4 separate regions of the Mus musculus genome follow, and all the other regions are linked to region 3. A link is a loop called in an ENCODE intact Hi-C map of the cell type or tissue named here. Cell type or tissue: left cerebral cortex. All regions are shown on one strand.

Region 1 (4,000 bases), 630 kb after region 3:
ACCTCAGGCTCTGGCAGGGACTGAAGCCCAGTGCCAGGTTGAGGTAGTAATGTTAGGACTCATGGCATTTTTCCACCACTGCCTAACCCAGAAAAGTGAGGGGGAAAAAAGCAGGTCCATTAGGCTTCTGACCATTTCAGGCTGGAGATGAATTACTCCTGGGGCCTCTTGTCAGGGCGCAACCCTGGGTTGTTGCCAAAGGCCCATGCTATCACCAAAGTCTCCCAGAGTCCTTGTCCTTCAAGATGATCCTTCCACGGACTCAGCATGTACCCCCGTCTGAGGTCAGACTTTAGGCTGAGAGACACCAGCCAGCCCTAGCTCCAGGTCCTGGAATGATGGCATTCAGGATTTTTTTCTTCTAGGTGGGCACTCAACTAAGAGACACTCCAGCCTTCCTAGGACCAGAAGGGCTGTCATTTAGCGGCCATCTAGAATACAAACTTGTCTGCCTCCAGGCATAGCCAAGCCACTACATCCCATCATACAACTGTAAACAGTATACTGGGCAGTGGGGGCAGGGGGCTAGACTCCTTGCACCTCAGAACACTGTTTTGAGCCATGTCTCTAATTGGTATACCTCACCCTCAAGGGGCTCAGGCTAGCCAAGGTGGATGAAACTTATGATAAACGGTCCCAGGAATGGAAACCCAGGGCTCAAAATTGGAAAAGCTTGGTAGGGTGTTTCACCCCTGACCTAGACAACTCTCTCTGGGAGTCTTCTGGAGATTCAGCAGGAGGTAGAGGACCTCTGAGTCTTAGATGCAGTCTCAGGGGTGGTCAAGATTGCCTCTTTGGCTCTTGGGAACGTTGAAGGGGTCATAATCTGACCACCCAGTTTCAAGGTGAGTCTCCTGACCGAGATGCCAACTCTCAGTTTCCCCCATGGGCTGGCACTGAGTGTTTGGATGTTTCTCTTTATTCATCTCCTTCCTTCCTCTGTCTATTTTTAGGGGTTTAAGAAATTATTCTCAGAAACGCGGCACCTCCCAAAGGTAGACGTATTTAACTTAAGACATTTACTACCCAGCATAATTCAAAGTGGACCAGAAGTTCCTAGGTACTTGCACAGACACTGAAAACCCATTGTTGCTTTTTAAAAAGATAACCGCGTCTCTGTGAAGAGTAGAGGGAACGATTTCTACATAGTAGATCTTTCACAGAATTCTATATCCTCTACCATGCTCAGGCTTTTCCGCCCTCTAGTAGAGTGAGAAAACAGCTGGACCGCTGGATGAGGCGGTGCAAGGAGCCGCGACGTCTTACAGCACAGGTTACTGTCCTGAGCGTGCCTATGCAACACTTCTCTGGCCTTTCCCAGAACCTAGCAACCCTTAGCGCTTGCCTGAACGCGGCTCTTTTCCCATCGGGATCCCCTAACAGCGATATGAACTGCAGAAAGGGTTGCTTGCCGTCGGGATAGTCGACAGAAAATATTTACAATAATAAAGTCAGGTCAAATGCCAGGCAGACTTCATTCAGATGTCAGAGAAGTAGGACCCCACACACACCCTTCCCCTGAGGTTCTTAAAGAATCGAAAGGCCTCTGGGAGGGACAGACTCATGGGGACACCTGTGCTTGTGTGTTTACCATCTGAGTAGATCCAGAAGGAGCAGAAACCAAAGAAGTACAATAGGAAGAACTCGAAAATGCAGCCTCGGCAGCCAGGAATTATCTGCAAGCTCTGATTTCTCAAACATATGGCTCTGCCCTTTTTTTCCCCCCTGTAATGACATGTGAACTTCAGAGTTACTACTACCAGACGCCATTTCTTCCTATACAGAGCCCTTCATTTTCACGGAGAGTCCATCAGTTGGCATTTCTCCATGTCAGGCCCTGGAAACAGCGGTCAGCCCGGCTATACAAAGTTTTTATTGTTGAAATCTTGTTAGATGCAGAGGGGCAAACCCCACAACCTAGTACCTCGCCAGGTTAAGGAAGTTAAGGTCCTGCATTCAGGTAGCATTCAGGTAGCTTCAGGGTCTACTTTGAGTTGGGTGAGAATTTGGGGAACCCTTCTCTTTTAGTTACACCCAACCTTACAGCAGAAGGGAAGATAAATCCTAGGGAAATATAAGGAGTAGGCTGACCTTGCCTACTTTCGCTGTTTCAATGTTCCATCCGTAGAACGACCTGAAAAACTATGCACATGTTGGGATCCCCCAAAGGTGAATGGGTGCATGTAGCTAAAAGAACTCAGCAGAAATGGGAATCCAGGCGGTGCCAAGACGGCCGAGTCTGTTTGAGTGCCCCATCGGGCAAGGCAGTGTGGTCGCAGCGTGCACTCCGCACAGCCCGTGTTGTGCGTGACAGGCTGTCGCTGCAATGTGCAGTCCATTGACACTGATGGATGCGCCAATGGTTGGACGGACAGATGTTAGGGCGGATCACACAGTGCGCGGCGCCTGAGCAGGGAGGGCTAGGCACTGGCAAGCAGGGGTGAGGACGGGCGACAGGGGAGCCGCTTGGGTCACGGCACGAGGGTATGAGGGGTGGGGGTGGGCAGCGAGAGAACGAAGGTTGAGAGAGCACCAAAAGAAAGCAAAGGGAGAGGGAAGCATCCTTTGGGCGAACTCCCGGTGCGTGGTACCCAGCGCTATGAACACGTCGCCGCCGCCGGCGTGCCTAGATGGGCTCTCCCCGCTTTGAATGTAAGCCAGACCTTCTGGGTCTGACCTCCAGGGACAACGACCCTCCTTCAGGTCAGAGGGGCGCCGCGGCCACCTGAACCGTAAGGCCAACGGCGGGGCCAGACGACTCACCGATCCCTCGCTCGCAAGAAGCTTTACGCGCCGAGGCCCGCGTCTCCACGGCCTGGAGGAGACGCTGCTTCGGCCTCTGAGGCCGCAGGCATCAGACACCCCAGGCGCACCCACCCACGGGTACGCGACACACACACAGGCAGCTCGGGAGCTCAGCCGCAGCCGGCTTCTGGCTCTCGACTCCGCCCGGGATCCACACCGGGTTAACTCAACTCTCGAGCGCCTAGGCGCTGGAGCCGGCTTTATAGCCCCGGAGGACAGCAGCCACACATCTGCATTCAGGGAGGCGTCTGGACCCAGCCCAAGCCGGCCGGCCGGGGGCGAGCGGAGACTTTTGATCTTACCGGTAGGGTGAGATCTTGGTCTCCTGGTCTATAAGAAAAAGAAAGCACGCTGTGAACTTTTAAAACAAACTTGAAAAACCAACCACAAAGAAAGCATGAAAAAGAGACAGGGCTGAATAAGAGGGAAGAGAAGAATAAGTTTAAAATAAGAGGAAGAAGAAGAAAAAAAGAAGCAAGAAAGGAAGGCCAGGGTTTGCAGCTCCCAGTGCGCTCAGGCAGCTAGTCCTGGGGCGCAGGGTGCCGGCCCTCGGGTAGACTGTGGGCCTCGGGGCTCACGTGGGTTTCAGGGTCCCAGCCGGAGCACCCAGATATAGTGCTGCTCCCGGGAGCTGGGGGCCCAGAGGCCACCCCAGCCACCGCCGCCCAGAGCCCGCTGCGCCGCGGCCGCCCCATTCCCGGCCTAAGAGCTGGCCCAGGGAGACGCAATCGAGCCCGCAGCGCATCGATGCGCCGCCGCCCGCGCCTCTCAAGCTCTGGCTGGCGCTCAGCCGCCACCGCTCGAGGGTCGCCCGCGTGAATTCCAGCCCACCCGCGCCCTCACCACCAGAGTAAGTGAGCCCACGTCGCCCTGTCGCCACCGCAGCCTTCCAGCCGCCTCCTTCCCGGGGCACATCGGCCGAGTCTGCCCGGAGCCTCTGCGACCCCAATCACTCAATCAATAATCAATCCCCTTCGTCCAGAACTGCCCCTAAGCTGGGAGCGGCTGGGGCAGTACCCTGTCCAGGGCGCACCCCGGCGGGGGATGGGCAGGGGAACCCGAGTTTCTTCTCCCTCCCCCGTTCCCGCCTTGGCAACCTCCGACGCAGTGGGTGGGGGGCGCGGCCAGTAGCCCAAGGGGGCGAGACGCGGGGTGCTGAGACGGTGATCGTCCCAAAGTCAGTAAAGGAAACTTG
Region 2 (4,000 bases), 810 kb after region 3:
AGCCCAACAGCACCAGTAATTGAGTCAGTTGGTGCCTGTCAGGCACCAAAACTGCAGATTTGATCTGGCCAGTGCTGCCAGTCCTGGTCAGGGTGACTGGAAGCTGGCTCTGGGATGCTTTGGGGGATGTCTGCACCAATGAAGCAAACAACCTCTGAGCATGGTGAGCTGTGCCAGCCACCAGACCAACATAGCTCCAGACTGGAGGGAGAGCATCGTGCAGGTTCCAGGAACTGTATATACCATACCTTGCTGGGGGTCTCTTCGATTGCTCCTTTTTGCTTCTATATTTGCATCTCAAAAGAAGGTGCTGAAAGCTGCCCACAGGGATGAAGGGTCCTATGTCTTTCAATTGATCCTGGAGAGGGGCAAGCTTGAGTGCATATCTCAACTGTCACATCTCTATGTGAGTGTAGCTTCTCGCCTCCCCAAGACTCAGTTTCCCAAGCTGCAAGATGTGCATCCTAAACTCTTCCCAGCAGCCCATGGTGGGTGGTGGGTGGCTTATGCTTGGTCTTTGCAGTCTCTAAGCTGGAGGTGTCACCTGACTTGGCAGCTGCTGTGGCCAAGGTCCCCTACTGCTCATTCCCTTGTTGGCTCAGCCCAAGATCCATTAGCACTTGTCTTGGCTCAGACACTGGGGGCCAGTGCTAGAAACCGGAATGATGTGGCTTTTACCCCATGAAGAGGGTATGTTCTTTGATGAGAACGTAGGTTCTAAGACAGATCAGAGCAGGAGAGAGATGGTTGTGCAGTTAAGAGTTTTTCTCTTCCATACCTGAGTTTTGAGTGCTGCTCCCAGCACACACATCTGGTGGCTCAAACTGCTAATAACTCCAGCTACAAGGGATCTGATGCTCTCTTCTGACCTCCTTGGGCATGATATACATATATGGCTCTTGTGCATGTGCAATTGCACACACACACACACATACACACAGACACACATCACACATACACACAGTCACACACATCACACATATAACTTGCTTACACATGCAGACACACACACAATGAAAATGAATCTAAATAAACAACAACAAGTAACTAGAGTTCATTTAGAACCCCGCTGTGGCTTTGGAATGACCTATAAAGAGAGTAAAACACAGACATTTTGAATGGCCTATAAAGAGAGTAAAACACAGACATTTCCATAACTAGATAGGATTCCTATAATGTGAGCCTAGTACTGATCCAAGAGGGACATATTATTCGTAAGGGCTCCTGTGGCACAGGTTTCTTGGGGTGCCACAGTCACATATGGGAGTCCCAGGAGTGGCCAGAGAACCTTTGTCCAGACATGACTGGAGTATACATCTGAGAGACTTCCTGGGGTGGGATTCACCTTCCTCAGGGCAGTGTAGGCTGACAGAGCACTGGAGGCAGGGTGCTATCTGAAGCATAGAGAGGTTGATCGCAAGGTCTCCAGAGCTGTGTGAGGAGGTCTGTCCTTGATCAGAAATGCACCCCCAAAGCACCATCTCACAGCCCTCAGTAGCCCAGGTCTGTCTCACACTGTGAAAGCCACCTCTCATCACTGACACCGACAGTCCCGTCCCCAGCAACGGGGAGCAGAAGGGCTGAATGCCTCCCACATTTCCCAAACCAAAGTCATTTTTAGAAATGTTTAAATCAAGGCACAGCACGCCTACAGTGATCTGTCACGTGAAGTGCTCCACGGTCCATTTATCCATCCTCGTGGTGACGGACGTTGGGATGGCTCCCAGATTGGGGCAATTATATACGGTACTGCTGGTGGCAAGCACGCTTGTTTTTGCTGGGTTTATTTCTGAAGGGTGGAGGGTGTTCGGTGTAGACACTGTCAAATGCCTTTGCAAACTGATTGCTCCAATTCTTCCTGTCACCAGCAGGGCCCGAGAGAGCCCCTGTGGTCCAGGGCCTCCGAATGCAGGCTGCATTCTGTGCTTGTGATTCTGTATGGTGCTGTCTGGTCCGGGTCTCAATGGCACTTTGTTGGTTTTTAACTGGTTATAACCAGGATGGAACCGCTGCTCATTTGCTCGAAGATGGTAGCTTGCAATGCACTTTTGTGAAGTGTCTCATACATTTTGTGAAGTGTCTCTCTGACTTTTCTATTAAAAATATTTTATTTTATTTTCTATAATTATGTATATGTGTGTGTATGTATATATGTATGTATGTATGTATGTATGTATGTGTGTGTATATAAGTGCAGTTTTGTACAATGCATTTGAATGCAGGCACCTGAAGAGACCGGAGGAGGGCATTGGATTCTAGGAGCTTGAGTTAAAGGCTGGTGTGAGCTCTTTGATGTGGGTACTGGGAATGAACTTGGGTCATCTGTAGAGCAGTACACACTCTTAACTCTTGTGCCATCCCTCCAGCCCCTACAGCCTTTCAGGGTTGTTTCTCACTGGCTCATGGGAGTTCTCAGACTCTCTGTTCCAAAGTCACCTTTTAAGAGTGATAAATTTGGCCACTCATGTTGACAGATGTGGATGCCCCTCTTCCCCTAGCCCACCTCCTTGGTCCTTATTCCTGCAGAGATTTAGATAATTCCTAAGGTGCAAAACATCACGGCACAAAGCATGGTAGCATCCAGGCAGACATGGTGCTGGAAGAGCTGAGAGTTCTACACCTTGATTGGAAGGCAGCCAGGAGGAGACTGTCTTCCGCGGGCAACCAGAGGGAGGGGCTAGATCACACTGGCCCGACTTGAGCATATCTATGAGACCTCAAAGCCCCACCTCCACAGTGACACACTTCCTCTAACAGAGCCGCACCTCCTCCAGTAAGGTCACACCTCCTAATAGTGCCACTTCCCATGGGCCAAGCATATTCAAACCACCACAGGGACTTACTGTGCATGAGGTTTTGTTGCCTTGACCCATAGTTGGATGGGTCAGGCCAGGCTTGTCCCTCTCTAGATTAAAAACATAAGCCCATATGTATGCTGATGCACTGTACTGTCAGAGATGGATTCTGGCTTCTCCCTGTTAGGTCTGCGCTTACCCTGTCCTCTTGTATCCCACATTCTTTCCCAGTCCTTTCTTTTTCTTTTTTGTTTTTTAAATTTATTTTTGATTGCTTTCTTCTCCCTCCCAAGTGGGACTGAGGCATCCTTACTTGGACACTTCAGCTTATTGACCTTCTTGAGTTCTGTGGACTGTATCTTGGGTGTTCTGTAATTTTTTTCCCTACTATCCCTTTATTAGTGGGCAAACTGGTACAACCACTCTGCAAATCAATCTGGAGATTCCTCAGAAAATTAGAAATAGATCTGCCTGAAGACCCAGTTATACCACTCCTGGGAATATACCCAAAGCATGCCCCACCATGCCACAGGGGCACATGTTCAACTATGTTCATAGAAGCCTTTGTGTGTGTGTGTGTGTGTGTGTGTGTGTGTGTGTGTGTGTGTGTGTGATAGCCCAAAGCTGGAAACAACCTAGATAACCTACCACAGATTAAAAATGTGGTTCATTTATACAATGGAATACTGCTCAGCTATTAAGAACAAGGACATCCTGAGTTTTCCAGGCAAATGGATGGAACTAGAACATATTATCCTGAGCGAGGTAACTCTGACCTAGTCCTTTCTTAGTCCTTCCTTTGATTGTTTCCTTGGGCTCCTTCAGGTTCTTTCCCTTGTATTGGTTTCCAATGGCTGTGATCGAATACCAGACAAAGGCAAAACAATTGTTTAGGATCCACTGCTTTTATGCCTGTTGTGAGGGCTAAAACTTCTTGGTCATGGGGTTTGGCAGAGGAAGGAAAACTGCTCACCTCAGAGAAACCAGGAGGCAGAGACAGGAAGAGGCAGGACAAGATGCACTCATCAAAAGCAGTCACTCAGTGACCTTTGACCTCTGCACAGGTACCATCTTCTAACAGCAGAGTCACTCATGCGCTTGGCGGTGGGTGAATGAATGCATTGGTGGAGTTAGTAACTTCACAATCCAGTCACCTATCAGAAACACTCCCAGGTGAGACCAGAGCTTCCGACACTCAAGAGTTT
Region 3 (4,000 bases):
TGGCTTTTGGGTGGGCAGGCTCTAGCACAGGGCAATTGTCCGCCATGAGTGGTGTTTTGGGACTGCTTGGTTTGCTAGGTGCTTAGTCATTTCAGGGCTGGAAATAATATATCCTTAAAGACCCACTCCTAGTGACTTACTTCTCCCAGCCAGATCCCACCCTCCTAAGGTTGACAGAACCTAGAGCTGAGGGACCACCCTTTAGTGCACGAGCCACCACAGCATCCATGCCGAGAGAGAGCTAAATGTGAGACTCACTCGTGTACCACTTGGTCTTCACACTTGCACAACAAACACTTTAGCAGCTGAACCATTTCCTAACCCCCCTTGAAGTCATAATGGAGTTGGTCCATGACTTCTCTGGACCACTGCAGGACAGACTGGAAGCTCTTCCCTTCTAGGCATCTTACAGCTATGGGTGCTGAGGCGGTCCAGCCATATGCCCTAATGTGATGTTATCACGGGGCAGAAGCAGGCTACTAAACAAGGTCGAAGCCTGATGGGACATCAGAGCCCAGGGAGCTGGGCTGTGTAGTCTCCAACTGGCTGCACCTGGCTGGCTGGAGACAGTGGCCTGGGCTCTTGGGAAGAGGTGGTAACCTTACGCATTTCACACACACACACACACACACAACACACACACACACACACACACACACACACACACTCACACACACACAAGATTTCAAAGACAAGAACAGATCAGACTATAAGTTTTCTAAGTGCTATTATTACTTTTGTGGTCCAATATTCAAAATAAGGTGATTATTCACCACCACCTGCCCCCGGGCTTGAATTACCAACTAAGTAGTATTTTTCTGCAGGAGTGTGTATTTGTGATGCTCGCTACCACCGCCTACATGGCAGCCATACATTCCAGGGGCTTCAACAAACTGTTCTTTACTATCTATAGATGGATACATGAGTGTCCCGATTGTATTTTTAAATGGTGTGTGTATTTGATGGGTCTGGGATTAATCAGTAACTAAGGTAGCAGAGGAAGGAGAAGAATAAAAACCACATTCCAGTTCCTGATGAGTAAGTTGTAGGCCACAGAGACTCCACAGCCTCCTGGGGAGGAAGCTTCAATCGAAGCCATCCCAGAATGCAACGGAACAAGCATACATACACATCCACTTAGAGACTCTAGGAATCTGCTAGGTTCCTGGGGGCATCAGTCCCCATCAGTCCTGGGACATCAGAGGTCTCACTGGTTAGGGTGGGTTCATTCCTAAATTCAGGTGTTAAAGTATGATTCAGGTGCCAATGAGATGATCCTGAGACCTTTAAGGGGGAGATTAAGCCACAAGCACCTCCTGTATAAATGGATGAAGGCTTTGTATGACTAAGGCTTAATGATAATTGCCTGGCCTGTTCCTCTGCCTCTCACCAAGTGGAGATTCTGACCTTTTGTCCCAGAAGGCACAGCAACCAGGAGCCCTTTGGAAGCAGAGAGCTAGCAGCTCCCGCCACTCAGACCTCCTGACATTTTAATCTTGGGTTTCTTTTTCTCACAGGCCCCAGCACTATGAAAAGAAAATAATTGTAGTCTTTATGCATCTTGTGCACCAGCACAGATGGACCCTTCAGTCTGTCAGTCCATTGGCGTGCAAGCACACCAACTTAGTCAAAGGTTTTTATGTGGAAGGCCAGATTAGATGGGCTTGTCAAAAACAGATAACATCGGTTTCTGAAACTGAGAATCTTGCTGAGTAGAGCTTCAGGAAGGGCTGGATCTAGGGGTCAGGATGCTGTCAAGAAGGATTCAGCTTCTATCTCCTCGGCCTTGCCTCCTTTATCAGGCAGCGTGGTTGCATTCATTGTGATGGCAAGATGGCTGCCAGCAGCTCCAGACTTTCATGTTTCCTCTCAGGAGCACCAGGAGGGAAAAAGATTTCTCTTTTTATACAAAGACCTGTGATTGAGTGAGGCTGTTCTTGATTTAGGTCCCTGTCCCCACCCCCTGAGCCAGTGTGTGGGATGTGATGTCCTAGTTGTTGTCCTGGACCGGGTCACTTGCCTATCCTTGGAGCTGGGGGTGGGTGGGTTCAGCTCCTCCTAGAGACCAAATGGATGCTGCGTGGGGGGGGGGAGGGGCAGTTCTTGAAGGAAAATCAGGATGCTATTTCCAGCGAAAGGAGTGAAGCGGCTGGGCAGGCAAAAACAACAGATGTCCACTCTGACAGCTTTTCAGCTAACTATTCACAGAAGTCCAGGAGCAAACTCCATCCAGAGAGCAGAGATGGAGGCTGATTTTAGGAGTTTAGCTGTTTCTATTTTCTTTGTGAGATTGGTCCCAGGTCTCCACAATGCCCTTTACGAAGAGCCTGGCTATGTTCCCTATCTCCTTGGCCAGACTACAGCATCTCCTCTGCTCACCTGGGAGGAGCTCTGGGCTTCCCTGTCTGGTGATAGCAGAGACCTTTGCTGTTGGCACTGGCTGGGGACTCTATAGTTCTCCCATGCTTCAGGCCTCTGAGTGTCAAATAGCTGTGTATTGAGTCAGACTCAGATTCTTTAGAACCATGGCCAGAGTGGGCTATCATTTTTTTTTCCTCTCAGATATGCCTTTGTCCCCTTGTCCTCCCAACCTGGGTGCTGCCTCTGGAGATATCTCTTGACACATTCAGTGGGCTGGTGGGTGTCTGTCTTTTCCCTCCCAGTTCTTGCAAATACAACCATTGGGGCCCAAGGAAAGCTGCAAAAGAGCTATGCCTCACCTCTGCATTCTGGTGGCATCAGCCAGGGTTTTATTTACATCTCTTCTTCCTCCTTGGCCTTTCTCCCCCTCTTCCTTCTTCCTTTTCTGACTCTTCCCTTCTCTCCTTGAAGTCCTTCCTCTAAAGGACTCAGGAAGGCATGGCCAGACACTCTGAGTCCCACTGTTGGTATTGCTGTATTTCATTGTTGAAGAGGGGGAGAGAACTGGGAGACGCAGGTCAGAGGCTGCCAGCTGGCTGCTCAGGTCCCATGCTCATCCTGGATTCTCTTGGGAAAACCTGGAAGATGCAGAGGACAGGCCTTGGCTGCACCAAGAGGGGCACCTTGGCTGGCTCAAGCCTGGCGGTGACCTACATAGCCCATCCACCTTTCCCTGCAGGCCTTCAACCTCGCATCCCAGCTGCTGGTCTCCTCTCTTCTTGAGTTCGCCTTGCCTCCCCTCAGAGGCTGATCCCAGTCCCATGAGGACAATTCCTGGGCAGGGAACCATGGATACCTCCTTCCTACTTATTAGGGCAGCCATCGCTCTGATGGAGCTGCGACAGCCCAACCAGAGTCCTCACTGAAATGGGCTTCATTGAAATGCACAGCAGAGCCATCCTGGATTCTTTATGCACTAAACTTAAACTGTGGTAATTTATTCAGATCACTCTGAATTTATCTAGCTAGAGCAACCCCCCATCCCGAATCTTCCTACACACACACACACACACACACACACACACACACACATATATGTTTTAAAGACAGAGAATGCATATTTTAAAACAATAGCCTAGACCTACTTATTCTGCCTGTGGAGGACAGGTGACCCCTTTCTGCCTATCACTTCACACCTGCTCACCTTTCAACTGGGGCATCGCCTGATGCCATTGGGATCTTAGCTTCTCGTAGCCCTCTCTGGGTTCCACCTTCTTCATTCTCTGCAACCGCTGGGACATGACCTTGAGAGCAGCAGGACCCATGAGGCCTCCCCAGGGGAATAGCTGGGGAGCTGCTTATTGTAGAGAAGTGGAAGCAGAGGGAGGGTCACAGGATGTGGGATGAAGGTCACGCTGGGAGGTGGGCATTGTGGGAACAGACTTTCTGGAAACTCGGGTAGTGCTGTCTTCTTCTGGAAGCCTTTCAGCTTGGGGAAAGAGTTGTGGACTTGGGGGGAGGTCCATCGTCTTCTTAAAGTGGCAAGCAGCATGGTGTTTATCCCCACTCCAGGGGAGAAAGCCCATTGCTGTTATATTCAAAGGGCTAGGATAACATATATCTGTGGGAGCCAGCCCTG
Region 4 (4,000 bases), 120 kb after region 3:
GAATTTGCACAGATCCAGAAATTAGAACAATCTAAATAAGTGTCAACTCTTGATACCAGGGTAAGAAGGAGGATTAAGTGAGTGTCCCCCAAATCTGTCTTAACTATGTAACCCTGTCATTCTTGAAACTTTTTGACTCTCCTGCCTCACCACTCCTCACCCCAGTGAGCTTGAATTGCAGGTTGTCCCACCATACCTGTCCAGGTGATGGTATTTCATTTACATGACAAAGTTATCTGGAATACTTGTAAAGAGTCTTTTCTGTTGCTGGGATAATAAATGAATACACTTCTTTGTATTTGTGGTACTGGGTATTAAAACTAGGATCTAATGGATGCTAGGAAAGTGCTCTACCACTGAGCCACACCCTCCAGCCCCTCACTGGGGGATTCTAGGTAGGGGCTCTACCACTGAGCCACACCCCCAGCCCCTCACTGGGGGATTCTAGGCAGGGGCTCTACCACTGAGCCACACCCTCCAGCCCCTCACTGGGGGATTCTAGGCAGGGGCTCTACCACTGAGCCACGCCCCCAGCCCCTCACTGAGGGATTCTAGGCAGGAGCTCTACCACTGAGCAGCTATATTCCCTGCTTTAAATCTATACATTTCTAAAGTTCAATATTTCAATAAAGCAAATTCATAATGCAAAACAAAGTATTAATAACCTGTTCCTTTCTATAATCTATTCTCATTCCTATACTAAATCAGAAATCTTCTGAACTCCTCTTTAGGTATTTATCCTCAGGATGTTCACTGCAGTATTAATTATAAGAGTTATCGTAACAGTCCCAGGATGTTCTGGCTAGTTCTATGTCAATGTGACAGAAGCTACAATCCGTTTAGAAGAAGGCTGGGATAATTCTCCTGCCCATTGGCCTGTGGGCAAGCCTGTAGTATATTTTAGCGATTGGTATCAAGAGGGACCCGCTCACTGCAGACACCTGAGCAGGTGGTCCTGGGTGCCATAAGAAGGCAGATTGAGCAAGCCACGAGCCAGTAAGTAGCATTGCTTCATGGCCTCTGCATCAGCTCCTGCATCCTGGTTCCTGCTCTGATTTCCTGCCATGGTTCCCTTCAATGATGGACTGTGATGGGGAACTTTGAAGCCTAAATAAACCCTTTTCTCCCTTAGTTTCTTTCGGTCCTGGTGTTTTATCACAGCAATAGATTCCTAAAGACAAAGGGTGAATGATAAAACGAACACTGTAATTTAACAACACAGCGTGCGCGTGCGCGCGCGCACACGCACGCACGCACGCACGCACGCACGCACGCACGCACGCACACACACACACACACACACACACACACACACAGAGGCATATACAGGCTCACAGAAGCATACATGGAATAATTTAAGCACAATTACAAGTTAGGATCACAAAGTTCACATTTTTGCGTTTACATGCTTAAACGAATGTACTGTTCTCAACATTTCCTACAAGGGGCATATTGTCATTTTGCAAGCCAAAAGACAGAAACCCATCCCTGAAAACATTCCTCTCCTTTGTTTTTAGAGGCAAAGTCCTGGGAATTTGTTTTTGAGATCTGGGACAAGGATTCAGGACTTGCCTGTGAAGCTCCCCACCCCGACAATCCTTAATTAGCAGCCCATGATGGAGAACAGCTCACCAGGCTGAGTGGTGGGAGTAGAGCAGCTGCTGAGGAGGACCAGGAAGCTTAATCAATGTGGGACACATGATCCGCACGGTGGTGGAGCAGCCTGATGCATCCCTCTCCATTGACATCATGTCAATAGCAGAGCTGGTGTTGAACTGTATACATATGGCACTTGAGCTGCAGGCCCCTGGACCCTTAGAAGAGAACACGGACAGAACCCACAGATTGGCATCTCTGGCCCTCTGGCCTATTGGGGTTTATACTGTGGCTAGAAGTCCATGTTCCCTTCCCTGCCACCAAAGTGACCAACTTCTGGATGGGAGGCTTGGAGCCACATATATCCCTTTCTGCAGGTGGGTGTGCTATTTAGGTGGGTAGTGAAAATGCTTTGGGGGTATGTGAGGAAGTGGGTCTCCTTCCAAAACTTCAGAATCAACCCCGTGCACGTTAAATAGTTGGGGATGGGAGGACCTAAAGCTTTGGCCTTGCCTCTTCTCCTCCCTCCCTCCCTCCCTGTTAGCTTAGTTAACAAATAGATAATAGCCAGGGCTCCTGGTCTCTGGTAAGATGACCCCTGAGCCGAACTGGTCCTCCTTTGTACCAGTCTCTTCTCTCCGAAGGAAACCAGAATGGTCCTTCTAAAACTCGGGCTTGCCCATGTCATCTGGGAGCTTTACACTTCAGTGACTTTCTGTGCCCCTAAGATGAAGAGTCCTTTGTGACTCAGCAAGGCTTGTCCCTCTGAGAGTTGTCCTTTTCCACCAGTTCACCCTCCACGCTGATGATGCTCAGTGAGTCCTGTGTGTGCATACATATATGTGTGTGCACATGCATGCATGCTGAGTCTGTCACTTGCTGAGTACACATTATGACAGAGCTATACTCCACCTAATTCTCATTAGCTCAGTACCTTATTTTCTTTCTGGAAATTTCTTTAATACTTACTTTTATATTATGTATATGATTCTTTTGTCTGCACCATGTGTGTGCCTAGTGCCTGAGGAGGCCAGAAGAGAAAGTCAGATCCTCTGGAACTAGAGATTACAGATGGTTGCAAACCACCATGTGGGTGCTGGGAATTGAACCTGGGTCCTCTTGAAGAGCAGAGTAGTCAGTGTTCTTACCCACTGAGCCATCACCCCAGGCCTTCCTTAATTTCTTAAGACTCACCTGGGTCTCCTTACCACACACATATTTTAGCACTTTAGAGTCGTTTAAATCCAGGGTCTGGTTCTGAAGTTTCTCATTTAGTAGCCCCTTTCTCTTGTTCCAGTTGGAGTCCTCCGATGCTGGGTCTGTCTAGGTCAGTATCTAGCATAAGTCTTCAGAGGGACACATGATGGCTCAGTGTCCCTCTGAAGACTTATGTGTTCAGGGCATGGACTCTGTATGGACCACTATGAACTGTGGGCCACTCAGGGGCATGTCTTTGAAGGGCTCCTTCTAGCATATTCTATCTCTTTGTCTCCCTGTCTCTTTCTCTCCCTCTGTCCCTCTCCTTACTCCTCTCTCAAGTGGACTGATCATGGGCTGAACTTTTGGAAACTGAAGGCTCGAATAGATCCTGAAGTTGTTCCTCTCCAGTACTTTAAGTAACACTTGGCCTATCATAGATACTCAATTTATTGAGCCAGTGGTTGAATGAATGGCTACGTCCAGTGAGGAAGGCAAGGCTCCTCTTTCACAAGGGGACAAACACATGGCCTGCAACCAAGGGGAGGTCTTGTAGGAGGCAGGGAGGTAGAAAGGTGATGAGTTTCTTCTGCCTGGCTGCAGGTGATTCCATGGCCTGAGAACCCAGTGAACCAACTCAGAGGGGTCATGACTGAAAGGAGTGAATTGGCCTGAGCCAGGCTGACTCCATGACAGGCTGCAAACCAGTAGTTCAGGAGACCAGGCATGAGTTTCTACTTCCTGGAACTGGGCAAGTCAGTTACTGGAACAACTGCAGGCTTATTTACCCCTCCCCAGCTTGGACAGTTAGCCAAGCTCATAGTCAAGAGTTAGGCCAAGAGCTAACCTCCCTTGAATAAAGCAAAAATAGTCAAAGATGCTTGAAGCAAGACTAACCAATCATAGCATCACCCAGTACCCCCAGAGATAGAACCCACCAATCAAGATATAGATCACCTATCCTTCCCTAAGGTTCCTCTTACTGGCTTTAAAACTGAATCTGTGAATTCAGTTGTGGTCCTTCCTTCCTGATGGAATTGGGCCTCTGAATGCAGGAAATAAATATTCTTTGCTTTTACATACTATTTGAGTCTGGGGTATCATTCTTCAGTGATTCACGGACCCCAACAGTGACCAGAGAGTGTTCTGTGTGCTCAAAAGCCTGGGCTTCAACTCATAGACTCAGCAGTCCGAGCAGACTGAACAA

The links. A loop is a pair of places that touch in the nucleus more often than their neighbours do. Peaks named below come from ENCODE experiments on the same cell type or tissue, not always from the same donor. Only the 100,000 strongest peaks of a DNase experiment are listed, where the experiment ranks them.
Region 1: it touches region 3 in a loop (4-fold over the local background); 8 of 42 quality-filtered maps call a loop at or near these places.
Region 2: a loop joins it to region 3, with 3 times the contacts of the local background. A loop is called at or near these places in 2 of 42 quality-filtered maps.
Region 4: it touches region 3 in a loop (12-fold over the local background); 2 of 42 quality-filtered maps call a loop at or near these places.

What each region holds. Positions count from the first base shown.
Region 1 is chr7:36,693,094-36,697,093 of GRCm38, forward strand. It overlaps Gm36722, which reads right to left. Exons shown (of 3, transcript XM_030243157.1): 1 at 2,764-4,000. The coding sequence ends at 3,770. Among named protein-coding and RNA genes, the nearest start is that of Tshz3, 3.0 kb to the right of the region's middle. In left cerebral cortex, no CTCF peak of the experiment used is centred here; DNase peaks (open chromatin) are centred at 1,896, 2,358, 2,652, 2,953 and 2 more places; H3K4me3 peaks cover 2,720 bases; H3K27ac peaks cover 2,917 bases.
Region 2 is chr7:36,865,161-36,869,160 of GRCm38, forward strand. No RefSeq gene overlaps it. Among named protein-coding and RNA genes, the nearest start is that of Gm36656, 47 kb to the right of the region's middle. In left cerebral cortex, a CTCF peak has its summit at 1,857; a DNase peak (open chromatin) is centred at 1,665; H3K27ac peaks cover 1,839 bases.
Region 3 is chr7:36,058,538-36,062,537 of GRCm38, forward strand. No RefSeq gene overlaps it. Among named protein-coding and RNA genes, the nearest start is that of Gm38991, 16 kb to the right of the region's middle. In left cerebral cortex, no CTCF peak of the experiment used is centred here; DNase peaks (open chromatin) are centred at 2,040, 2,666 and 3,354; H3K27ac peaks cover 2,363 bases.
Region 4 is chr7:36,173,826-36,177,825 of GRCm38, forward strand. All of the region lies in intron 1 of Gm46016 (a long non-coding RNA gene), which reads left to right. Among named protein-coding and RNA genes, the nearest start is that of Gm46016, 4.5 kb to the left of the region's middle. In left cerebral cortex, no CTCF peak of the experiment used is centred here; a DNase peak (open chromatin) is centred at 1,665.